Linked DNA regions of Homo sapiens: all the other regions are linked to region 1. The links are chromatin loops, found by intact Hi-C in ENCODE. Cell type or tissue: Calu3. All regions are shown on one strand. Each heading gives the region's core, and the rest is flanking DNA. Links, peaks and the distances in the headings are about the cores only. Region 1 overlaps LOC105374218 (a long non-coding RNA gene). Region 2 overlaps TMEM212-AS1 (TMEM212 antisense RNA 1). Region 3 overlaps TMEM212-AS1 (TMEM212 antisense RNA 1).

Evidence for each region. Hi-C counts contacts between places; a loop is a spot of excess contacts. Peaks named below come from ENCODE experiments on the same cell type or tissue, not always from the same donor. Only the 100,000 strongest peaks of a DNase experiment are listed, where the experiment ranks them.
Region 2: it touches region 1 in a loop (4-fold over the local background); 1 of 110 quality-filtered maps calls a loop at or near these places.
Region 3: a loop joins it to region 1, with 2.9 times the contacts of the local background. A loop is called at or near these places in 1 of 110 quality-filtered maps.

The regions. Positions count from the first base shown.
Region 1 is chr3:171,932,396-171,940,441 of GRCh38, forward strand. It overlaps LOC105374218 (a long non-coding RNA gene), which reads left to right. Exons shown (of 4, transcript XR_924719.2): 4 at 5,643-6,248. It overlaps LOC105374217 (a long non-coding RNA gene), which reads left to right and starts at 6,494. Exons shown (of 4, transcript XR_924718.4): 1 at 6,494-8,046. RefSeq lists a silencer at 5,924-6,218. In Calu3, for the core only: no CTCF peak of the experiment used is centred there; DNase peaks (open chromatin) are centred at 3,226, 3,976 and 4,296.
Region 2 is chr3:171,870,041-171,878,086 of GRCh38, forward strand. It overlaps TMEM212-AS1 (TMEM212 antisense RNA 1), which reads right to left. Exons shown (of 3, transcript NR_046852.1): 3 at 6,312-6,356. Among named protein-coding and RNA genes, the nearest start is that of TMEM212-AS1, 27 kb to the right of the region's middle. In Calu3, for the core only: no CTCF peak of the experiment used is centred there; DNase peaks (open chromatin) are centred at 4,291, 4,421 and 6,011.
Region 3 is chr3:171,879,668-171,887,713 of GRCh38, forward strand. The region is part of intron 2 of TMEM212-AS1 (TMEM212 antisense RNA 1); the gene reads right to left. Among named protein-coding and RNA genes, the nearest start is that of TMEM212-AS1, 17 kb to the right of the region's middle. In Calu3, for the core only: no CTCF peak of the experiment used is centred there; a DNase peak (open chromatin) is centred at 4,374.

The DNA of each region.
Region 1 (8,046 bases), core at 1,305-6,304:
GAAGTGGGCGAGAATGCTTCGTTCCTCTCTTGCCATTGTACAGCCAGCCAGTTCTGCTTCAGCACGGCAAATGAAGCTGCTCTTGGTTTTTCTTTCTGATAGCCCTGAGCTTTCTCTCTCTCTCTGTGGTATCAAAGATCATTCCAGTGGGATTTGGGCTTGGAGTTAAATCTAAGTGATTTAACAGCCACATGCTAAACTCGGAACTGTCCCTCCCCTCCAAAGTCTAAAGTTTCTTATTGCCGACTCTTTTTTTCCCTTACAGTGAGGTCTCTCCCACAACACCTCTCAGCCCATCTCCAAGTTGTTTTCTGGTAGGTTCTGTCTACTTAGACTCAAACTGGAGCTTCTGTTGAACTCATATTGTCCAAAGAGACCAAATTCTCCAAACAAAGGAATGTTTAATAAGCTTTGCATTGAATCAAGATTACTTTAATGTGTTTGCTGTAAGTAAATATAAATCTGTTCTTTTAAAAATAACACATTATTAAGCCACTGATTCAATCATCAGCAGGCTCAAGAGGTTAAGTGGAATCAGCTAAGGCAATTGATAGCACCATAGATCTCTTTTATATGAGAGTAATTCAGGAGAAGTTCTCATTAAGCATCAAGGAGAAAAAGTTATTATTGCCGGGTGTGGTGGTTCTCGCCCGTAATCCCAGCACTTTGAGAGGCCGAGGCAGGTGGATCACCTGAGGTGGGGAGTTCGAGATCAGCCTGACCAACATGGAGAAACCCCGTCTCTACTAAAAATATAAAAACTTAGCCGGGCATGGTGATGCATGCCTGTAATCCCAGCTACTCGGGAGGCTGAGGCAGGAGAATCGCTTGAACTTGGGAGGCAGAAGTTGCAGTGAGCCAAGATTGTGCCGTTGCACTCCAGCCTGGGCAACAAGAGAGAAACTCTGTCTCAAAAAAAAAAAAAAGAAAGAAAAAGTTATTACTGAGGAACAAGTTTGAAAACTGTTCCAGAAAGATGCTCAGTTGGAGAGAATTTGTAAAAATAACAATCACACCATTTGAAGTAAAAGTTGTTTCCTTCTAGAAAAGTTTTGCTTCAGAAGGAGAGCCCATTCAGGAAATAAAAGCATTGGCTACCATGGAACTTTAGGGATGGGCAAGCCACAGATATTCAAGACCTTGTGAGGCTGCAGGATCCTGTCAATCTTTAAGTGATGATGCAGTGTGAATATCTTAGTATGGAAAGACTATGGGGAATTTGATTAATAGAAGACAACTGAAAAACGCTGTGGTTAAGAGAGAACAGTGCTATTTTTCTTAAATCCACATACTTCACAATGTTTCTTTTGTTTGTGTAGGCATTTGTTAACCAACAGCTTCCTTTACCATTTCCAGGGGGTTTTCTAGTTTGGTTTGTTCTCTGTGTTGGTACTCATATATTTATATTGATAACAACCAGTAACTAGCCACATTACTAAAGTACATTTTAAGCCCAGCATGACTTTATTCCCTACTGTGGTAGGCTTGCAGCAGTGGACCAGGTAGCAATCTTCTCCAAAATGGCAGCCAACAGAGAGTGGAGCAGAGCCCAGAGAACAAACCATGAACAAGCCCCTTGGAATGGTGACAAGAATATTTTATTAAAGTTATCCTAGGATAGAAATCCCTAGGATATAAACTCTCAAAAATATAAGCCCTTTGTAAGCTATTATGGTTAAATACCAAGGAAAATATAACTTTAAGATTATAACAACTCATTCAAATACTTACTAATGCCTATTATTTTCTGGGCACTTGGCTAGACCCTGGAAATGTGGTAAGGCATGAGATACTTTCCGGGGTTTGGGAGAGCTTATAACTAGTGGGGGCTCATGATGTGCTTCAAAGAGAGTGGCCTCTTTCCTTCCTCCAGCACACCAAGCTGAGCCCTTCCCTGGAGATTTACCCAAACACATCATCCACTGCTCTGTGAGTAGCTTTCCTCTCGTTGCGTTTTTCAACTCCACTCAAATATCATCTCCTTCGGAGGGGCCTTCCTTGATTCCCACCTACCCATATGCTCGTGGCACTCTCTAAACAACATTTCACTTCAACCTCTTTTTGTCCTTCAAAAATGTGTACAGGTTGCATATCCCTTATTCAGAATGCTGGGGACCAGAAAGGTCTAGGATTTCAGATTTTGTCAGATCTTGGAATATTTGCACTATACCAGTTAAGCATCCCCCGAATCCAAAAGCCAAAATGAGCTTCAATGAGCACTTCCCTTGAGTGTCATGCCAGTGCTCAGAAAGTTTCAGATTTCAGATTTCCCTGTCATGGAACTTCAGGGATGGGCAAGCCACAGATATTCAAGACCTTGAATTTTGTGAACATTTCCGATTTCAGACTTTTGAATCACATTTTTATTGGAATATACATTGTTCATGTGTTTATTATTTGTCTCCTCCCACTAGAATGCAAACTGCATGATGGCAGGACATTTTGTCTGGCTTGCTTACATATATGTGTACCTAGCATCAAGAAAAGCATGCAGGAAGCAACCATGAAGGCTTTGAATGAAAAAATGATGGAAGTTGGATGAATGAATGCAGTAATTAGTGCATTACAATCTAATATGATTATTGCTGTGGTAGCAGAAATATCTGGGCAGCACAGATCTAGGTACTTCATTGTATCTAACAAACAAGGGAGGGGACAAGGAATATTCTAGAGGATACAAAAACATGGACTTAGAAGAGGAGCCATTTTAGGAACTTCACAGGTAGGGAACTGGGGGAAGATGAATGAGAATGGGGGAAGAAGAATGAGAAATGGGCAGATAGCAGAGACCCACCCTGAAGGGATTAGTGAGCCCTGTTAGGGAATTCAGACTTTATTCAAAGGGCAACAGATAGACCTTGAACAATGGCAGGTGTTGGGGGCAGGTTGGGAAGGGAACAGGGAGTGAGGACAAATCTGTTGTAGAATGCTCACCCCAGAAGCACTGTGGAGAATGGAATGGAAGAGACCTGTGAGTCAAGTCAGTAATTCAGGCAAGAATTGATAAGAAATTGAACTAAAGCCAAGGTTATGGGATCAGAATGGAGGGTATGGACTGGGGAGATTATCTGGAGGGAAAATCAATAGCAGAGGGAGGAGTCAGGTTCAATTCTTCAGGCAGCTGCCGTTCCTCAGCCAAGTTCTCCATTTTCCATAGGCACTCCCCAGGGCCGCAGCTATGTTTTCTGGAGGCCATACTGAGGCTAGGGGTGCACTTCCCAGATCACCCTGATCGCCACATGCTCCAGGAAGATAGCCTTGCAGGTCAACCACTGCTGTTCGAGGCAGAAAACATGGTCTCTTGTGTTTTGGGCCACTTGTCAGCTCTAGCCCAGGGCACTTATATTCTGATATATATGGTAGGGTAGGATTTCAAAAGCTTTTCTCCTCTTTCTGATCAAAATCTCTTTTAGATAAGGATATCTGTCCACATCTACACTTATCTAAAAGCATTTGGCAAAGCCCAAATATGTGCTGGGCTCTGGGGGAAAGAACCCTGGCCCTCAAACATTCTGTGATTTACTGAAGGAGACAAACAAAAAGACAATTAGAATGCACTGAGGATAGTATTGCAATGGAAGCACTCAAACAAAAAGTAGAAAGCGAATACCCCTAATCTAAAGATGAGTTTGGAAAGAGGGTTACGGGTCTTGGATCAGTAAGAGATAAGAACACTTCCTCAAAGAGAAAAGCAACTCCTAACTAAAAGACAATAAACGAACCTTAAAAAAATAATGTCAGCTCAGGTATAAATAAATGCAAGTGCATTAAAAGCAGCCACAGTTAATAGGTAATGTTTATCGAGTGCATGAAACGTGCCAGAAGTTATGGGTCTTGTATGTTTTTTTCTCATTTCATCCTCATACCAACCTTATGAGGTAGTACCACTTTTCGAGTTTTACAGACGAGAAAGCTGAGGCTCAGCAAGGTTGCATACTTTACCCCAGGTCACCCAATAGTAGTAGAGCAGGGAATCACACCTGGGCAGTCTGAGTACAGAGTTCCTAACTGGAATGTGGCCCTGTCCTTCACAGTTAGTGCCATTTGTCTACCCATCCATTGTCCCTGGTCTCATACAGTACAGAATAGGAATTCAATTCAGAGTTGCCTGAGCCCAGGGCTTCTGCACTTTCACACAGCTAAGTCTTCAGGCTGGATGTATACTCACCATGGAGAAAAAGAATGAGGAAATACTCTCATAGAAAATGCACTTTGCCTTCATTTTCAGCTTTGTCTCAACTCTCTAAGGGATGGGCCAATTCCCACTTCCTGCCTAAGTGCCTCAGTTTCACAAGGGAGTTTGTCAGAGGTTATTAGGCGTAGGCAGGGGAAGGCAGCCTGGGGAGGCTGACTCATCTCCGTACACCACTAAGCATCTTGCCCAGTGGATACTGAGGAAGCTGGTGTCACCCAATGGGCAGTCTTCTCAAGGAATCTTTGCCTGTAAATGCTATAAGATCAAATACATACTTTTCTTCAAAAACAGTTATTTGAAAGTTGAATTGTTATATTGTTTATGAAAGACTGGAAGATTTGGGAGGCCGAGGTGGGTGGATCACTTGAGGTCAGGAGTTCAAGACCAGCCTGGCCAAGATGGTGAAACCCCATCTCTACTAAAAATACAAAAATTAGCCGGGCGTGGGATTAGCAGGCACCTGTAATCCCAGGTACTCGGGAGTCTGAGGCAGAAGAGTCGCTTGCACCCGGGGGGCAGAGGTTGCAGTGAGCCGAGATTGCACTTCAGCCTGGGCGACAGAATGAGACTCCATCTCAAAAAAGAAAAAAAGACTGGAGGATTAGCCAGTATTTATGTTGAGATTTTTCAATATTTAGCTATCAGCCTCCCAAGGACCTGCTAATCTCAGTAATGGAAGTCATGTTACCATTGATGGTCATATTTCACAAACTCCTTCTTGCATAAGTGCAAGACCTAGGTCTTTTCCCCACCTCAAAGGTGCCTGCATTATTTTTATGGGAGTCTGGGATGTCTCACATAGTCTCCTGACAATCCTTTTCCTCTGAGGCCTCCAGAATTCAGAACCATGGCTTCTGTTCCCCTGGGTGAGAGCAGCTTTCATGTCCCTTCCTGCCACTTCCCTCAAAGGCACAAATGAGCTGTGTTTCCTTCAAGCCTCCCTCTGTCAGAAACCTGGCTCTTTCCCATCTCCACATCTCTCCCTTACACCTCGCCATCAGGGAGGGCCCTGAACCAGCACTGCTTGTGTCATGAGTCTCAGGAAGTTGTTTGAAAAAAAGACACCTTCAGGGTTACATCCAGCCCTCTCTCTCTCCATGGAACTCAGACTTGGAAGAGATTCCAGGATTCCTTCCCCATCCCCCTCCAATCTCCCTCCCAGGCACCTGCACCCACAAGTACACACTCCTTCGCTCTCAGGCTTATTAACTCATCCAAGGTGGAGTTTCTCTCAAAGTGGGGACCCAGTTTGGGCCCACGTGATACCTTCTTTAATAAACATGGTCAAGTTAAAATTATTAAGGAGATACTAGAGTATCTCTAGTAGGGTAAGGCTGTCACATGATGAGAAAATAAAGGGATATAACATCAAGAAAATTACCTCATTTGCAAATTTACTGTTTGCTTTTTCTTTTCTTTCTTTTTTCGTACTTAAAAAAAAATGAAGTCCAAGAAAGACACTTTCTCTCACCTTTTTGGAGCCTCTAGCCTGCCCTGGGAAGCCTGGTGGACTGGTGCTGAGAAGAGACCACGGCCCAGGTAGTTATGCAGCCTGCATGGTTGATGGTAGAAGACCCAGGTGGGGAACAGAAAGACAGGAGTTTGTCACTCACCCTGCAGCTTGAACAAGACACTGAATCTCTGAGCCTTATATTTTGTCTTTATGTTAAAATAGGAATAATTATATCATCCTGATGGGTTGTTTGGGGTCAAAGTAATTATCTATATTTTTGTAAATTGCAAGTTGTTATACTGTTGCTTGCAAAGAAGAACTACAACAGAAGTTTAGTCAGAGGTAAAAATGGAGTAAAGGGAAGGAGCAGGAGGTCGAGAAAAAGAGAGTGGTCTCTTAAGATTGTGAGACATATCAGAAGGTGGCAGGCCTGGGAAGGGAGTCAGTTCAGTGTAGGCCAGAGGAGGTAACCCAGGAGAGAGGAAGAAGCCCCAGCAGACAAGACAAGAAGAGGAGATTAAAGTGATATGAAAGGTGCTAAAGACATCCTCTACTTGGATTGAGTTTTGTTTTTGTTTTTTGTTTTTTGTTTTTGTTTTAGTTGGAGTCCCACTCTGTCGCCCAGGCTGGAGTGCAGTGGCACGATCTCAGCTCACTGCAACCTCCACCTCCCGGGTTCAAGTGATTCTCCTGCCTCAACCACCTGATTAGGCTGGGATTACAGGCGCAATCACCACAGTTGGCTAATTTTTGTATTTTTAGTAGAGACAGGGTTTCACCATGTTGGCCAGGGTGGTCTCGAATGCCTGACCTCAGGTGATCCGCCCACCTCGGCCTCCCAAAGTGCCGGGATTACAGGCTTGAACCATGGCACTCGGCCTGGATTGAGATTTTCTTAATAGTCCTAGATGCTCTTTGAAATGTTCCACTGCTATCTCTGGCATGATATTATAGGTGTTCCTGCCTGGCACACTGCAGAAACCTGAGGTTGGGAGGCTTGTTAGCTGAAACATGTATTGATCTTATATGTATGAATCATTTCCAGTCGGACTCACTAGCCTGAGATTCCCTGGGGTGTGTGTGCACATGCAAGCACACTTACATGTGCAAGACTCAACCCCAAGTCTGAATTACACACGAGTGACAAAGGGAATGCGTCTCCAATTCACCTCTAACTGCTAAGCTCTCTCTCTCCTGTTCTCTTTTTATGCAGCACCCATGGACCCTTCTAGCAGACAGCAACTTTTCTCTTTGACTATAAATTGAAGGCAATTCAATGTTTTACCCCTCAGATCAGGGATCATACTGAAAAATTCCTTCTGCACGAGCCAGTGTGAGCCTGGCAAGAGGCACAGGAGATGGTCACCAAGCTTGATAACGAAAATAAATTGTTTTGAAGAGATCGTTAAAATTATGTTAGTAGGAATTGAATATTCAAGGTTACAGATTTAATTAATTATGAGTGTTTCTTTAGAATAATGTAATAAATGTTTCCTCTGAGGTTTCTGGTTGAAGCACTGGGCCTCATCTCAAGAAAGATTTAAGAGCATAAAGTATTTTAATTGTATAGATTGCAAGAGAGGGCATTTAAAATATGCAGAGTAATTGACACCTTCTCAAACCCCAGATGCAACCCTATTTCTAACTGATAAGGTGATATCCTGGAGCCTCCATACAAGAAGTAGTTTTGCCCAACAAATGGGAGAAGCCCCTTTGACAGCGTGAAATTCCAGTCACGGTGATGTAGCTCTAAGGAATCCCAGGTGAGCCCATTCTCTCACAGCCTGAAAGCAGAACATGCAGCAATGAAAATGTCCAATGCAGCTAGGACTTTTGTCACTCCATCTTTCTCTTTCTGCCTCATCTGAAGGGTAAATGACTTTGTGTTGTGTAAAAACATTTCACACCCCCTGTAAGAAGTGGGAATAAGGAGGCATGGGTAGCAGCAGTGAAGAGGTTTGAATGTCATTCTTTCTCATTTGAATAACTACCTTAAGAGTCCCCTTCTGTAGGAGTTAAGACCTCAAGTTTTATACAAAAGAGCCTTGGTCTGCATGCGATGTCCTCCCAGGCTTAGTTCACATTTTAAGAAAACTTCAGGGTGAGTGTAATTCTTACTATAAAGGAATGAACCAATACTAGTTGAATCTTAGGCACCCGAACAGGCAGTTTGAGAAAGTTGGGTATGATTTCCCTGGCTCCTTTCAAGTCACACCACAAGCAACTGCCTGGCACACAAGACAGACCTCTGTGCATACAGATGCATGTGTGGTGTGTAGTGGGAAGTTTGCTTTGGCTGGTCGTGGAGGGATCCATTTGTCTGGGGAGGTCTGGACAGCCAGTGGAGGCACTGCCTCCCTTGCCATCTTAGCAGCTTTAAGAGGGTGGAGTATTTTTC
Region 2 (8,046 bases), core at 1,635-6,634, 62 kb before region 1:
ATTCCCAAAGAATTTTTTTTTTTTTTTTGAGATTGTGTCTGGCTCTGTCGCCCAGGCTGGAGTCCAGTGGCGCGATCTCGGCTCACTGCAAGCTCCACCTCCCGGGTTCAAGCGATTCTCCTGCCTCAACCTCCTGAGTAGCTGGGATTACAGGCATCTGCCACCATGCCCAGCTAATTTTTTGTATTTTTAGTAGAGACGGGGTTTCACCGTGTTGGTCAGGCTGGTCTTGAACTCCTGACCTCATGACCTGTCTGCCTCAGCCTCCCAAAGTGCTGGGATTACAGGTGTGAGCCACCGCACCCGGCCCCAAAGGATTCTTCAAAAGCAAATTGATTTATTGTTAACGTTTAAATTGAAATTAAAATAGACATTCTAAAGCTTTTAACGATGCAATAACTTTTTTTGTAAAAGGTCTTCTCTGTCTCCCAGGGGTGTGGCCACCAGCAGTTGAGAAGTGCCATTCAGATACTCTCAGAGGTCTCGTCTAGTCAAACAATTTGTGTCTTAGTAAATTCAGTCCTGCCCTGCAGCAGCAGCCATTCCCATAGACATGAGGGATGCATTGGAGTGCTGCCTGAGCTACCTATTGTTTCTTGGGATGGTGAGCTAGTCTCTGATTCAGGTAGATAATGGGATATAATGTTTATTATTGGAATAACTTCAATAAATTCTATTTTCTGATCACATACTAGTAATAGGTACCAGGTATGATTTTCTAGACCAGAGGTTTGCAAACTAACTATAGCCCAAGGGCCCCAACTTGCCATCCACCTGTTTTTATATGACCTGCAAGCTAAAAATAGTTTGTATATTTTTAAATAATTGGGAAAAAACTAAAAATTTTATGACACATGAAAATTATATCATACTCAAATGTCAGTGCCTGTAAATAAACTTGTATTAGAACATAGCCATGATCACTTGTTTATATATTGTCTATGGCTGCTTTAACACCACAATGGTAGAGGTGAATAGTTGCAACAGAAGTTGCATAGCTCACAATACCTAAAATATTCATCGTGTGGCCCATTACAGAAAAGTTTGCTGATCCCTTTTCTAGAAACTTGATATGCATCTATGAAGAAAACAGACAAAAAATGTGGAGTCTATTTTCAAGCAGAAGAACACAGAATAAATAATAAACATAAAAAATTAAACAGTATATTAGAAGAGGGTAAGTGCAGTGTAAAATAAAAAAGAGACTAGGAAAGGTCGGACGGGGAGTGTGGGGGTCAAAAGAGTAGCAGATTGCAATACTACATTTCATTTTATGTCTTCCTAGCCATAGCTTAAATCTTACCTAAACTTACAGCAGGAGTATTTCAAATCTAAAATCAACTTACATGTCATAGGGAATGTACCATGGAATCTAAGAATTCTCCAAGAAAGGGTAGAGAGAAAAAGTGGATTTGCATTTCCATGCCAAAGAGCAGTGGTTTGTCGGAGAAGAATTGTTTTCACCATTATTTATGAGACATGGAGAACCTGGTGTGCGGTGGCACTTCTGAAGTCAGACAGTTTGAGGTTTAATTATCTCTTCTGTTACTAATCATCTGACTAGCCTTGAGCAAACTGATAGCAAACCTCTCTGAGCCTAAGGTTCCCCATTTATAAAATGGAGATAACCCCTACCTCACACGTTGCAAGAATGAAAAGGATATAATTTCTCATAAGAGTCCGACACAGGGCATACAATTGATAGGTGCTCAAGAAATATTCCTCCCCCTCACTCCTAATGAAATTTAAATTCTTGGCTCCCTATCAAAGAATTTGCATAGTGCCCTTTAACCTTCTGTTAATTTTTGAAAACCTCCAACCCAATCCAAACCAGACAAAACTAACAGCAAATGACCAACAAGAGTATTCAACAGAGAGCTTTCCCGCTTCCTTAGACAGGCGCATCCACGAAAGTGATGGCTTTTCCTGTTTTATGATTATGCCAGATTATTTCATTACACATGTATTTCTTTTTTATATCTTTCTGCCACCCCCTGTCACCACTACCACCAATTTTGTTCTCTGTTGATTCCTCTTAAATCCTTAAGTAGGACCATGATGCAGTTGTCTGAGTCATCCTTCCCTGGGTTCCTATGACATTAAAAAAAAGGCTAAATTAAATGTCAGAAGAGACACTTTCTTTTCTTTGATAAACTATAGAAATAAACACGTCTCTTTTTTTCTTCCTGGGGTCAAAAGAATGGACAGTAAATTTGGAGCAGTGTTCCTCCTAAATTTGCCTTATATGTGATCTTTATTTTGAAATATTTACAAAATAATTTTGATCTTTAAACTCTTTCCCTCTATGTCCTTATAAAATAAAAATTTAAATAGTTTTACATGTTAGCCTTTTAAAATTAACTTTTTTCTGATTTATATATTATGACATAAAAATTGAAATTATATTATTATCGTTATAGAAATTTTAAAATTCGAAATATAAATTTACAGTGAATGAATGTTGTCTTGAAGTTTCTCTTGTTCCTTGTGTGGTGTTTCATTAAACTGTAATTCCGTATTACCTAAATTGAGGAAACGTTTTTCTCAGCTTTTCTTCATTGCCATTACCAAAGTGACTCAAAATCTTCAAAGCACAGTTAAAACACTGAATTGTGCCGTAATGAGAAGGGCCTTCTGCATAGGGAGTGTGACCCTCCCTCCTAGACTCTCTGTCTCTTGTCTTTGGCACTCATGACAGTTTAATAGTTAGAAGGCACCTTCAAGGTCCGTTAGGCCAACTTCTCATCAAATGTCCCAAGGTCTATATGCCCCTTACAGTTCAGCCATTCCCAAGAGGCAACCCATTCAGCTATTAAGTAGCTCGAAATGTCCAGGTTCTTTCTTCATTTGGTTAGAGATCTGCTTCTTACATTCTTTATGTCTTGGTCCTGCAACTGTAGTTCTTTATAGCATAATGCAGTGGTTCTCAGATTGTGGTCCCCAGACCAGCAGCATCGGCATCACCTGGGAACTTGCATGAACTGGAAAGTGTGGGCTTGGGTCTCATCAATCTGGTTTAGGAAGTTGAACTCCAGATGACAATGATGCACACTAAAGTCTGGGATGCACAGATGTCCTATAGTAGAAAGTGGGTGGGGCTTTGGAATGAGGAACCCCTGGCCCAGAAACCCAGATCCTGGCCCTCTGTGATCTTAGGGCAACCCCTCAGTTTTCTCCTGGTCAGATGGAGCTGATGGGGGCAGCTAATTCACAGGCGTGCTGACAGAATTCAATGATACCCCATAGGTAAAGCACAGAGCAGAAAATCCAACATACTGTGAGCACTCAAAATCGGCGTGTAGTGTTATAGAGTCATGCAACGCATTTATTGGATGCCTTTGAGTAACAGTCTACATAGAGTCCATGCGTTTGATAATTAACAAGTTGAGAAAAAAGTTTACATATAACACTCTAGACATGAAACTGTTAAATACCTTCATTTTACAGATGAAAAATCCGATATTCAGAGAGGCTAAGTGACATGTTCAAAGGCACACAGCTGGTCCTACAATTGATGCCTTAGCAGCCTGAGCTCCAATTCTTGATAAAATGCCCAGTGGTCACCTTAAATTTCTTCAGAACAGAGTGGGATATAAATAAGAAAGCAAATATAAGCAAATAAATAACCAGAACACCCAATAATGGGTACGAATGCTCAAATAATGTGAGCATGATGCAGTTACTTGAGTCATTCTTCACTGGATTCCTGTGACATAAAAGGAAGTCCTGTGATTGGTGTCTGGAAGTCCTGTAAGTGCCTCCCAGCCCCTGGCTCTTCAGTCAACACATGTTTATTTGTCACTTTAATGGAGCAATAAAATATCTAGTCCTGGGTCTGGTGATTACACAAGTAGGGACTTCAAATGTGTCAGTATATTATCTGAATTACTTTAATATTTTTGTACACAATTCTGAGGAGTACAAACAGATACAAAACTTTTATGGTACCAAGTGAAGTAGTCCAGTACCATGTCTTTTAGGTTAACCGAAATCCCAGGTATAACATTAAAAATTATATTCAGATATCATGAAATATGTGGGGGTATTTCTTGCCCTTACAGTTAACAAGAAATGAAGAGTCATTTTGCTGTGCCCTTGCCTGGGAGAACTAAAAGGTTATTTCTTGCCTTCATATGCCACAAAAGTCTGTTTCACAGACTGGAAGGAATAAGCATCTTTACTTTAAACAACCTGCTTCCAGTTTTGTGTGGCTGTTGATATTATAGAACCAGTGGCAGAGGCCAAGGCAGGAAAATGGGCTGGGTTACTTATAACTCTTTGAATGTGGACACATCAGCTTGCGGGAAGGAAACTATTTAAAATGGGGCTTAGGGAAAGGGGGAAAAAAATCCCCTTTTCCCATATGAGATTCTTCCACGGTGTTGTCATGCAATCTTGAAAACCTCCATAGAACAGTAGATCACTCTCATTGGATATATGCAAATTTTCTGAGACCCAGTGGTTTCCTGCCAGGAAAAACTTATAATAACAGAGCAAGAATGCAATTTGAGCCCTTGCTTTCTGAAATCCCTGAAAGAACAGACTCATTCTTGACAGGGCAATTTCAGCCCTTGACATTCCAGGAAATAGCTCCATAATGTCATTTGGGCTGGGCTTGTAACCAGTCCTAAGATGTGGAGACACAAATGCAGCATGTAAGATTTCAAATATCAGTTCAGGGACCATTCTTGATTTTCACAGGGAGTTTAACAACAAAAACCACCAACAGAAGAAAACACAAGCAAGACATCCTAATTAAATTTAACATTGTCACTACTAATTAAACCCAATATAGGAAGAGGAAGGGTTTCTGCCAAGAAATTACAGACACATCCTGAAGCCTATTTCCTTTCCATTTCCTAGGTACTGGGTCCATGCCATAACCAGGATGTGACACCCAAACAAGACTGTATTTTGATCATTAATATATACGCATAAGTTAACCCCACCCTGGGGCCTCAAAGGCCTTTATGAGATGTGCTGGTCTTCGCATTTCGATGTGTTTCATTTTCTCTGGGTTCAGTACAGTTGAAAAAGGTTATGAGACTCAGGTTAAAAGTCAGGAAACGGATCAGGGCCCTATACTATGACATCATTTTCTTGCAATGCAATGAAGCAATGACATTTCCTGGAGGAAAAATTATTAGAGATGACAGGCAGCCTCAGTTATCTCCAATATTTGGAGTGGAAGGTGTCAAGCCTGCAAGCCTCCAGCTCCAGCCTCCTTCCCTGCTCTTCCTTGGCTGGGCCTTCTCAAAGGTGAAGCGAGAGAGAAAGAGAGAGCGAGAGACCAAGCCCACTTCCATTTTTTTTAATAGTCCTGGTATATTTTTAAATGAAGATATGCTAAAACTTAGTTATAAAAACTGTGTGATTTTTCATTATTAAAGCAATTAACACTCTACAACAAAAAATATGTGTAATATAAGCTTGCAATTTACAAAATAGTTTCCAGATTTATTTTTTAAAGTGACATCTAGGCAGAGCTACCTGGTATGACTGTGCAGGTCGACCAAGGGGAAGAGCGGGGATTAAAATCTGGTTCACAATTGCCAAACCTGGTGCAGGGCTGTATCTGCCTTTTTCTGATTCACACAAATGTTACACCACAAGTGATAGGTTGTCTTACAATAGGGCATAGGTTTAAGTGAACGATGAACCAGTTTCGTGCTTTCAATCTTAAGTATCTCTCTGACTGTAGGAATAACATATCTTGGGGGTATCTCCAGAAGTATAAATTTAGGGAGCTGCCTAATTGTGAGTCCTGGGACAAATGAGCCTCCTGGCAGGTCACCCCAGGCACATAGGGAATCTTTTCAGATTTACAAAAAGGTGGTGTTGATGAGACAACACAGGCTGTGTGAAACACGTGGTTTGGAGAACAGGAGCCCTGGGCTAGGTTTCAGCCTGGCCAGGTGCTTTTGTGCAAATTGTACAATTGTAGTGACACTACTGGCCTCCCATATGGTAGACCTTGACCTGGACTCCACATGCAGACGGACCTGCTCCAGCTCTTAAAAACCAGTTTAGAGACCTGAATCGAAGCCAGAAGAGTTTAAGGGCTTAAGTCAACACACTGAGACTCCACATCAAACCACTCTTGCTTCTCCATCTCTGCCTTTATGACTGGGTTTAGATAACTGGGCTTCTGCTACATACCTCTGTTCCAGTGTCTGGGTGCCCGATGAGTAATGCCCGAAACTGGGTGTCTAGTCCACTTACCATGCCCCTTCTGGGGACTGCAGGAATGTTCCATAAACAACAAACTGAGGGCTCCAGCCTTTGGACTCTTTTTTCTTCTACTTGTCCTCCCACTTGGATTCTCCTGGGAGTTAGCAGAATCCATCAAGCAATAACTGCAAACATGATAGAAGAGAACAACTCCTTAATACTTTTTTTCCATTTCAAAACAAACTACTAAGACACTTTTACTTCAGTGAACGAGAGCAAGCAGGGGTGAGAAGTTTCTATTGCAAAAAAAAAAAAATCAAAGTTATGACTTCAGAAATGTAAATTCCTAGTATCCTTGATAGATTTATATATCTAAGCAATGTTTCTAGATATTGTCCTAGGTTTGCCAAACAGATTTAAGCTCTCTATGGCAGTTGAGTGGCTAGGTGTCAGCCCTCACGAATCAAGAGTGCTTCTATAAATCATTTCACAGTAATTGGATGGGACTTGCAGTGACAAATATGCTCTTTCCTGGAGAAATTAGCGAATATCTGAAAGGCTTATATATTTCCCCAAGATTAGTCAAAACACAAGCCTAGTCGTCACACCTTTCCCTCATTATCCTGTGGTTGTTTTCTTAAATGTTGTGCGTCTTCATAAATGAGTCACTCTTTCCAAGATCTGTCAAAAGTATCAGTGGTTATAAGGCTGGGAAGCATACCAACCCTAGAAAGAAGTACAGAACTTTCAGTTATAGGCAAGAATGTAAAATGTCCAGAATTACTAGCGTTTTATTACTTTGCCAAATTTGCATTCTTACACCATTGAATCATTCCTTTTTAAGGATTCTTTTTCCTATAGTTAAACCTAGGAGGGAGAAAAAGGTATTTATTTTGCATGATATATTCGTATAGTTACAAAATCTGGAGCCTGTATTTTTTACCATTTGAATAATGCTTCTGCTTGCCCATACATGTTGAAAGTGTTGTTTAACTTAAATATACAGATCAGACTTAGTTTAAGAATCTACCCTTTCACCTTGCTCTAGGCAAGGAGAAAGATCAAAACTTCCTATATTTTTAAAGATGACCCGGTCTTTGTTTTGAACACTTCTCACATCTCCTGTTTGTAGAAGCTCCTGCAAAGACTGCATTGTTTTTCTATTCTATAAATCTATTTCTTAAAAATAAGACTTGCATTGCTCATTCGACATCCTAGAAGATATAATTTACCTATGAGGATAGAGTCTTTATGATGATTTTTTTAAATCATAGCATTAAAAAAATAGATATTTTCAATAGAAAAGGTTGTCAGAATTGGTAGGTGAAGAAAGGTATTCATAATTGATATGTTACAATGATAAAACTGATTTAGAAAAACGAAAAAATTTATGTTATCAATTCTGCCTTGAAATACTCAAGTGACCAAAATATTTTATATATTTTATTTTTACTTTAAAGTGACCCTAATTTATTAATTCATTCATTTTTTTCTTAGGTTGCAATAGAATATAAAATAATTCTAATTTCACTTAGTTCATTAATTTATTAAAAATTAAGAATATGCATGCCAGGTGCAGTGGCTCATGCCTGTAATCCCAGCACTTTGAGAGGCCGAAGTGGGTGGATTACCTGAAGTCATGAGTTCTAGACCAGCCTGGCCAACATGGTGAAGACCTATCTCTACTAAAAATATAAAAATTAGCCAAGCACAGTGGCAGGCGCCTGTATTCCCAGCTACTCGGGAGGCTGAGGCAGGAGAATCACTTGAAACTGGGAGGCAGAGGTTGTAGTGAGCCGAGATTGCACCACTGCACTCCAGCCTGGGCAACAAAAGCAAAACTCTGTCTCAAAAAAAAAAAAAAGAAAAAAAAAA
Region 3 (8,046 bases), core at 1,665-6,664, 52 kb before region 1:
GAAATCAGGGGACATCTTAGTAACTGCTGAGAACCTGTGGGGGAGAGCACTACGGCTTCCAAGATGAATGAATGATGTCATTGGTGGTATAAATAAGCGTGCACTTGCTAAGCTCTGACAGGAATCCAACAGGTGTGTTCTGGAACAGTGCAAACAGAAGAGACCCTTCAAAGAAAAACAGCCAGAAAACTGCTTCCTTTCACCTGTGAGGTCTTCTTTTTGATTGCAGGCTCCCAAAGATTGAGCACCATGGGGTACAAAGGCAAGCGTGTGCACTTGAGCCTGTTTTCTCATCTGTGCAATAGGGGAGTTGGATCCACTACTGTAATCTTCTAGCCCCTCTGACTCTAATTGTCTATGATTTGATGACTATCAGTTTTCTTTTCAGCCTTCTGGCTCTACCACTCCACCCAGAGAGTTGCCCTTACCATCCTCTTCAAATACAATAAAAAACAATATGCAAATAAAGACAGTGAAAACACTTGTATAATGGCAATTCTAAAGGACAAGATTGAGTCCTACTTAAGTATTACTGAGTTATGTCAAAGACTTGCTGGATAGCTGGATGTGGTTATTACTTCCCAAAATATATCCCTTCCTTCAGAGCATATCCAAATCCATAACAAACTATGTTTACACAATTCTGCTATGTATGCATATATGAACCCATATTCCCATATTGCTTAGCACAGTGATATGTATCTAATAAATGTGAGAGTATCTGAGTAACTTTCGAATCTAAGAACCATCAAATATTTTTATTTTACCTCAGTAATTTATATGTAAAACAAATATCTGGGAGAATAAAGGCGCAAATACAGAGAAGGCACAATTCCTGCCCCAAAGAGTTTATTGATTTAGTGGAAGTGCATAAAAATGTAACCAGAATTGTGTAAAAAATACCTAGTAGGTTCAGTGGCATTTAAAATATGCACATATGAAATGCTACAAGCTTATTTACAGTGAATATTAATATTGGACACCACCCACGACATTAAGTGCTGAGTATACAAAAAGTAGCAAATGGCCCTGCACTTGATGGCCCTGTAATCTTCAAAATGATATACAGCTGTGCCTCAGTAAGGGGGCAGGATTGGGACCCCACATATACCAAAATCTGAAGATGCTCAGGTTCTTTATATAAAAGTAGTATTTGCGTATAACCTAGGTACATCCTCCTTTGTACTTTAAATCATCTCTAGGTTACTTACAATACTTAATGCAATGTAAATGCAATGTAAATAATTGTTATACTATATTATTTCTGTCATTTTTAATCGTTGTATTTTTTTATTTGCTTTAAAAAATATTTTGATCTGTCGTTGATTGAATCCATGAAAGCGGAACCCCTGGATAGGGAGGGCCAAGTATACATGATTCATTCATTCCTTCAATCTCCAAACAAGTATTGAGCGCTTACTGTGTGGAAAACACTGTGATAGGCACTTTGCAGGACCAAGGCCTACTTAATACACAGTTCCTGTCTTCAAGGATTTTAAATGCAGTAGGAGTGAAGAAACAGACAGCAAAGCAGAATTGAAAAGATGTATCAGTAAAGAGCTATAGAGAACACTCTGAGGTTAGAGTAATTATGCCCTGGGATCAGGAAAGCCTTCACAATGGAGTGGCACTTGATCAAGACCTGCAAAGATTATAGCATTTTAATGGTGGAGACAAAGAGGAAACACATCTCAGAAAGAGAGGTCAGTGAGAATAAAAGCGCAGAGGCATGAAAATTAATGCATGCCCTGGGAATAGCAAGCAGGCTGGTGTAGCTGGAGCGTGGAATCCAAAATGGATGGAGGAAATGAGGCCATGAAGTTAGGACGCAGCTGGCACATGAAGGGCTTCCAGTGCCTTACTAAACCTACTGATTTTATTCAGCTAGCAGTAGGGAGCTAGTAGAGGTCCAAGAAGGCCAGAACAAATCAGAGGCTACATATTCAGTATCAAATATCAATACCTTCTGAAATCAATGACTGCTAAAAAACAAGTCGAGTGGAAACAATGGGTTCTTCTAAATTAGGAGACCAAGATTTAGGGGCAATATTGATACTCTTCACCTACCCAGCTCCAATCCATTCTTTATATTTCAAAGTGGACATTCCTTCCACAGGGAAGCCTCCCCTTTACCTCAATTGAGCCAGATCTCTCTGCTGTGTACCCAGGGATCCCTGTACTTTTCCTTTGTGGCTTGTAGTAGATTTTATAATTGTATATTTGCCTGTGTTTGATTAATATATGTGTCCTGCATTGGACCATAAACTATGTGAGAGCAGAGATTATGTTTCTGCTTTGCCAGTCAATTTTTTGACAGGCTACCCGCTATGCCCGTATGAAGTAAAATATTTGATAAATGAATGAATGAACGAATGAAATATAGGAGAGGACACAGTGTGTTGGAGAATGATGATAAGAGATCATATCTGGAGCCTTATAAGTAGGTGTGGTGGTTTTAAAATGTGGATGTAAAATTCCTTGATGTTGTTCTCGTCGAAAGTTCGAATTGATATTCTTTGCCCTTAAATCTGAGCAAACTTGCAATGATCAGAGAGCAGCAAAAATGGTGTGTGACTTCTAAGGCTGCTATGTTGGAACCACGTGGTTCTTTTGGGGTGCTTGCTGTGGGAGAAGCCGGCTGCAATGTAACAGGTATGACCACCCTAAAACCTGCAAGTCAGAGAGACCATGATGCTAGAGAAGCCATGTACAGGCACTTCAGTTGACAGACTGAGCTCAGTTCTGCCAAGAAAGGTGAGTGAAGTTGTCTTGAACTCTTTGGACTATCTCATCTGCCAGCTGAGATGACCTCAACAATTGCCCCAAGAAGCAAAAAAATTGCCCAGCTGAGCCCTGCCTGAATATCAGACCCATAGAACTCATTTGTATGATAAAATGTTGTTTTATGCCAATAAATTTGGGATAATTTGTTACATAGCAATAGTAGCTAAAATATCAGCAAAAAGTCTCAATAGAATCCTCCCCAATAACCTGTAACAGATGAGGAAATTGAGATCCTGAGAGATTAGCTAATTTATCCAAGTTTCTAATTTGGTAGCAGTAAAGCAACCAGTCTTCTGACCCCCGGGCCATTGCCTTTTTCTCTCTAATGTATGATAATGCACTAAGAAATTTTCTATATAATTATATGCCAAGTCTAAAGACCATCTCTTTATCAAGCCACATTTGTATCCCCATTGATACTTTTATTCTCATTGATAATTAAATGGATCAGTCAAACTCCTTTACATATACACAAAAAGTGAACTGTGGCCTTAGATATGTGGAGTTTACAAACACTGTAGGTAATTTGGACATTTGAATGTAACTACCTCCCAATTAGAGGAAGAAACATCTTCAAGTATATAAAACACAGTAATATTTCTTCTTAAATTTGTGCCATTCTAATCCTTAACTTCCTAAGTTTTGAAGGCTGTCAGTTCCAAATTCACTGAAAGAACTTTTCTACTGAAAGAAAAATGCTGCCTCTATTAATATCAACCTTTTCCCCTTCAGAACACTTGCTTGCTAGTGATTTATTGTGGACAAGCTTCTTCCTGCTCCTTTTGAAAGTTAATTTTTTTTTAATCATGCAAGTAGAGGATGAATTCCTCATCTCTTGCCCCAGGACAATTTAGTTAAGCTAATCTTCAGGAGAGAGTTTGGGTATTTACAATTCACAAATTGATGCTGCTTGTAACACAAAAGAGAAAAGGGTCTTGCTGCTGTGTTTGATGTCAATTGGGAACTAATCCAAAAACAAATAAGGAAGACCAGCCCATGCAGCCTGTATGGGTAAAGATCCTTTTAGATCTTGGGACCTTGCAATTATATCATAAAGATGGAAATTTTTTCCTTTAAAAAGATCAAAGATATGATCCTTTTGTTTGTGGCAATGTCATTATTTTTTTAAAGGCTGAGGAAAACAACAACTAAATATCTCCATAACTGTATCCCAATGAAAACTGTGTACACTGATGATTCAAAAGTTAATGTTTAGCTTATTGCAACATTTTTCCTATTCACATAGTGAAACCATTAATAATTAAAGGAAAGACAAATGTTCAATTCTATTCTGAATTTCCTTCTCACCGTCGCGACTTCACAGATTTCAACAAATGTTAGTTCTTTAAAATCCCACCTGTGATATAGAAGGATGTGTACATGGCTTTAAGTGATGTTATGTATTAGGACTCTTAGTTGCAAATAACAGGATACTAAACTCCAACTAATTTTAATAGAGGGGGTTGATTGGGTCTCATAACGGAAAATTGCACACTCAGGTCTTGCTTCAAGCCCAGCTAGAGGCAGGGACGTATGCTTTTCTCTCCAGACTGTCTCACTGGGCTCTTTTCCTCTGTGTCGGCCCCTTTCTCAGGCTGATTCAATGAATGTAAGGTAAGAGGACCACTGGCAGGTCTCATCTTACATTTGGGCAGCTTCCAAACCCAGCCGCATTCTGGATCGGAAACAATTCTGGGGCTGATTCTGTTTCGTCCATCTTGAGCCTCACACCCACCCCTGTGGAATTCTCTTAGGTACTAATGATGTGTTTCAGAACCTACCAAGAATTGTAGTTAGATTCTAGCATAATTTATTTTAATGAAAACACTTGCTCTAAAGAAAGTGTGCAAGATGGCATGCCAAGTTACATAGCTCAACTTTCCAGAAACTCTGCCTTTCTCTTAAGCTATTTTCCCATACATAGCTTGCCTTTTCAATCCCAAATTTACCAAAAGTATAATCTATATTTACTTATTCCCCTCTCTTGCTGTAACCTTCCTGCCTTCTAATTTCACTTCTCTATAAAATGGTTTTCGCAAAGATCACTTGTCACCTCTCACAGGCATTCCACTGTCATCTTTTTGGTGTTCCTCCTATGTGTCCCCTTGGCAGAATTTGCCACTGTGAACCACTCCTTTTTTTTTTTTTTTTCTTGAATCTCTCCTCCTGAAGCTTGTGCTCTTTTCCTGTCTCAGACAGATTCTTCTTTGTTTTCTTTACTAGCTTTTATATGATCAGCATGGTCCCCAGATGTAAGTGTTCACCAAAGTTCCATCTTCAGCTTTTTTCTCTTTTTTTTTTTTTTTTTGAGACGGAGTTTTGTTCTTGTTGCCCAGGCTGGAGTGCAATGGTGCGATGTCGGCTCACTGCAACTTCTGCCTCTCAGGTTCAAGCGATTCTCCTACCTCAGCCTCTCGAGAGTTGAAATTACAGGCATGCACCACCATATCAGGCTAATTTTTTGTATTTTTAGTAGAGACAGGATTTCTCCATGTTGGTCAGGATGGTCTTGAACCCCCAACCTCAGGTAATCCACCCACCTCGGCCTCCCAAAGTGCTGGGATTACTGGCATGAGCCACCGCACCCGGCCAGCTTTTTTTCCTTCTAACTTTGTAGTCTCCCTCATTGGGCAACCTCATCCAATTCCATGGCTTCAAAAGTCACCTATTGGATGTTGATTTTAGCATCTATGAGTCCAGTTTTGTTTCTGTTCTTAGGTGTTACACAGCAGTTTTTGAGTGTCTATTCCTTGTACTTCCATCACCTTAAACTCAGCATTTTCAGAAGCAAACATTAATTTCCCCTGGGTGGCTCTTTGTGCCCTATGACATGCCACCATCATTCTTCCAGTCAACCAAGGAAGAAGAAGATGGAATAATTATCAGTTTATTCTCATCTCATATCCAATTGGACCTCCATAGGTGCAGCCTCCACTTTTTCATCCCCACCGCAACTGTCTAGTTTAGACCTTCATTCGCTCTCCTCTATTATAATAGAATTCCAATTTCTTATTTACTATATCTAAATCACCTTACTAAAAACACTTTTTAATATTCTAAAAATTATTTCTGCCATCACATGTTATAAATGCAAAATACTTAATGTTCAAGGCTTTCTAAGCTCATTTCCATGAGTCCATTTTAGGCACTCTGGTTGGGCCATACCAGGCACCCTTCACATCTTTACTCATGTTAATCCTTCCATTTCAACAGTGTTATTTTCTTCACCTGTCAATGCCCTACTCAACCTTTAACATCCACCTGGGGTAGACAACAGCGTTGTTCATCGTTTTTTCTGGTGCTCCTCCTTCTATTTTATATTTTAGTTTTATATTTTTGTGTTAGGATAATCTTTACACAATGGTGCTCCTCCTTCTAAACACATGGTGGATTGCACGCTTCTTCCCTTGTTGTATCCAGCAGAGTTATGTGGCTTGCTTTGGTGAACAAATATAAGTGCAATTGACACGCATCACTTCTGGGCAGAAGCTTTAAGATCTTGCATGAAACAGGCTATTTTTTCATTTTTCTCTGCTAGAAAGTCAGCAATACTCCAGAGAATAGTTTCTCTGACAATCTAGAGTAAAGAGGATATGGACCAGAGACCCTACCCAAACCATCATGGACATGTAGCATGAGCAAGAAATGAACATTGGTTGTGTTTGTGTAATAAAAAGTCTGTCTGGGCACAGTGGTTTATGCCTGTAATGACAACGTTTTGGGAGGTTGAGGTGAGCAGATTGCTTTAACCCAAGAGTCTGAGACCAGCCTGGGCAATATGGCAAAACTCTGTCTGTACAAAAAAATACAAAAATTAGCCATGCGTGGTGGCATGTGCCTGTGGTCCCAGGTATTTGGTAGGCTGAGGCAGGAGGATCACTTCAGCCCAGGAGGTTGAGGCTGTAGTGAACCATGATCATGTCACTGCACTCTGGCCTGGGAGACAGAGGGAGACCCTGTCTCAAAATAAAAAGAAATAAAATTAAAATTAAATAAATTAATAAAGATTAAAAAGTCTGACTCCATGTCTTGAAGTTGGACTGCGGATATTTTTAAAACCATGCCCTTCCTTCTTCCCTTCTGCCACACATCTGACCAAATTGATTAACAAATCTTGGCGCTCCCTTCTTTGATAACAGAGAGTGGTTGAAACCCTGCAAACACCTTTCTCCATGAAGGAACACTCACCCTGACCCCACCCCAACCACCTTAGGCCAATCTCACTTTCTTACTTTCTCCAAGCCATTTTCAGACCAGTGTGGGAGGCCTACCATATTCTCCCCAGAAAGTCTCACTATGCAATAAACCTTCTCATACCTTCTTGGAATGTGTGCGGTGTCATCATTCTTGATACTGGAATCAAAATGTGGGTGGAGGTCTGTCCTACTTCTGAGAAATAGCCCCAATAATTTGTAATTTGGAAATGTCTGTTACTTTCGGAGCTATAATGACTGGCGTACTGAAAAAGTTTGATATCTTAATCTGTGTATTTATTACATTGGTTTGTTCAATTTGTGAAAATTAATTGATCTTTACACCTAGGATTTATGCATTTTTATGCATAAAGAAGTGCCCCCCCCACCTCTGGTTTTGCTTTCCATGGTTTCAGTTACCCATAGTACAGTACAGTATGAAATTCTGAGGCACAGAACAAACAAGGGATCAGGTTCACATAACTTTTATTACAGTATATTGTTACAATTATTATATTTTATGATTAGTTATTGTTGTTAATCTCTTACTGTGCCTAATTTACAAATGAAACTTTATCATAGATATGTATGCATGAAAAAACATAGCCTATATAGAGTTTGGTACCATCTGCAGTTTCAGGCACCCACTGGGGTCTTGGAATATATCCCGTATGGATAAGGAGGGACTAATTTATGCATACTCACTAAAAAGATTAATTTTAAAACTTTATTGGTACTATTCTTACATACTCTCAACTTTGTCTTCTTTATCACTATCTGAACATATTTATTGAAATGAGGGTAGTGTGTGAGTACGTATTTACATAACGGAATGGAGTTAGTAATAGAAGAACAAAACAGACACTATTTTTTTTTAACTTTTATTTTAGGTTCGGGGGTACATGTGAAGGTTTATTACATAGGTAAACTCGTGTCACAGGGGTTTGTTGTACAGATTATTTCATGACCCAGGTATTAAGCCCAGTTTGCAATAGTTATCTTTTCTGATCCTCTCCCTTCTCCCACCCTCCACCCTCAAGTAGACACCAGTGTCTGTTGTTTCCTTCTT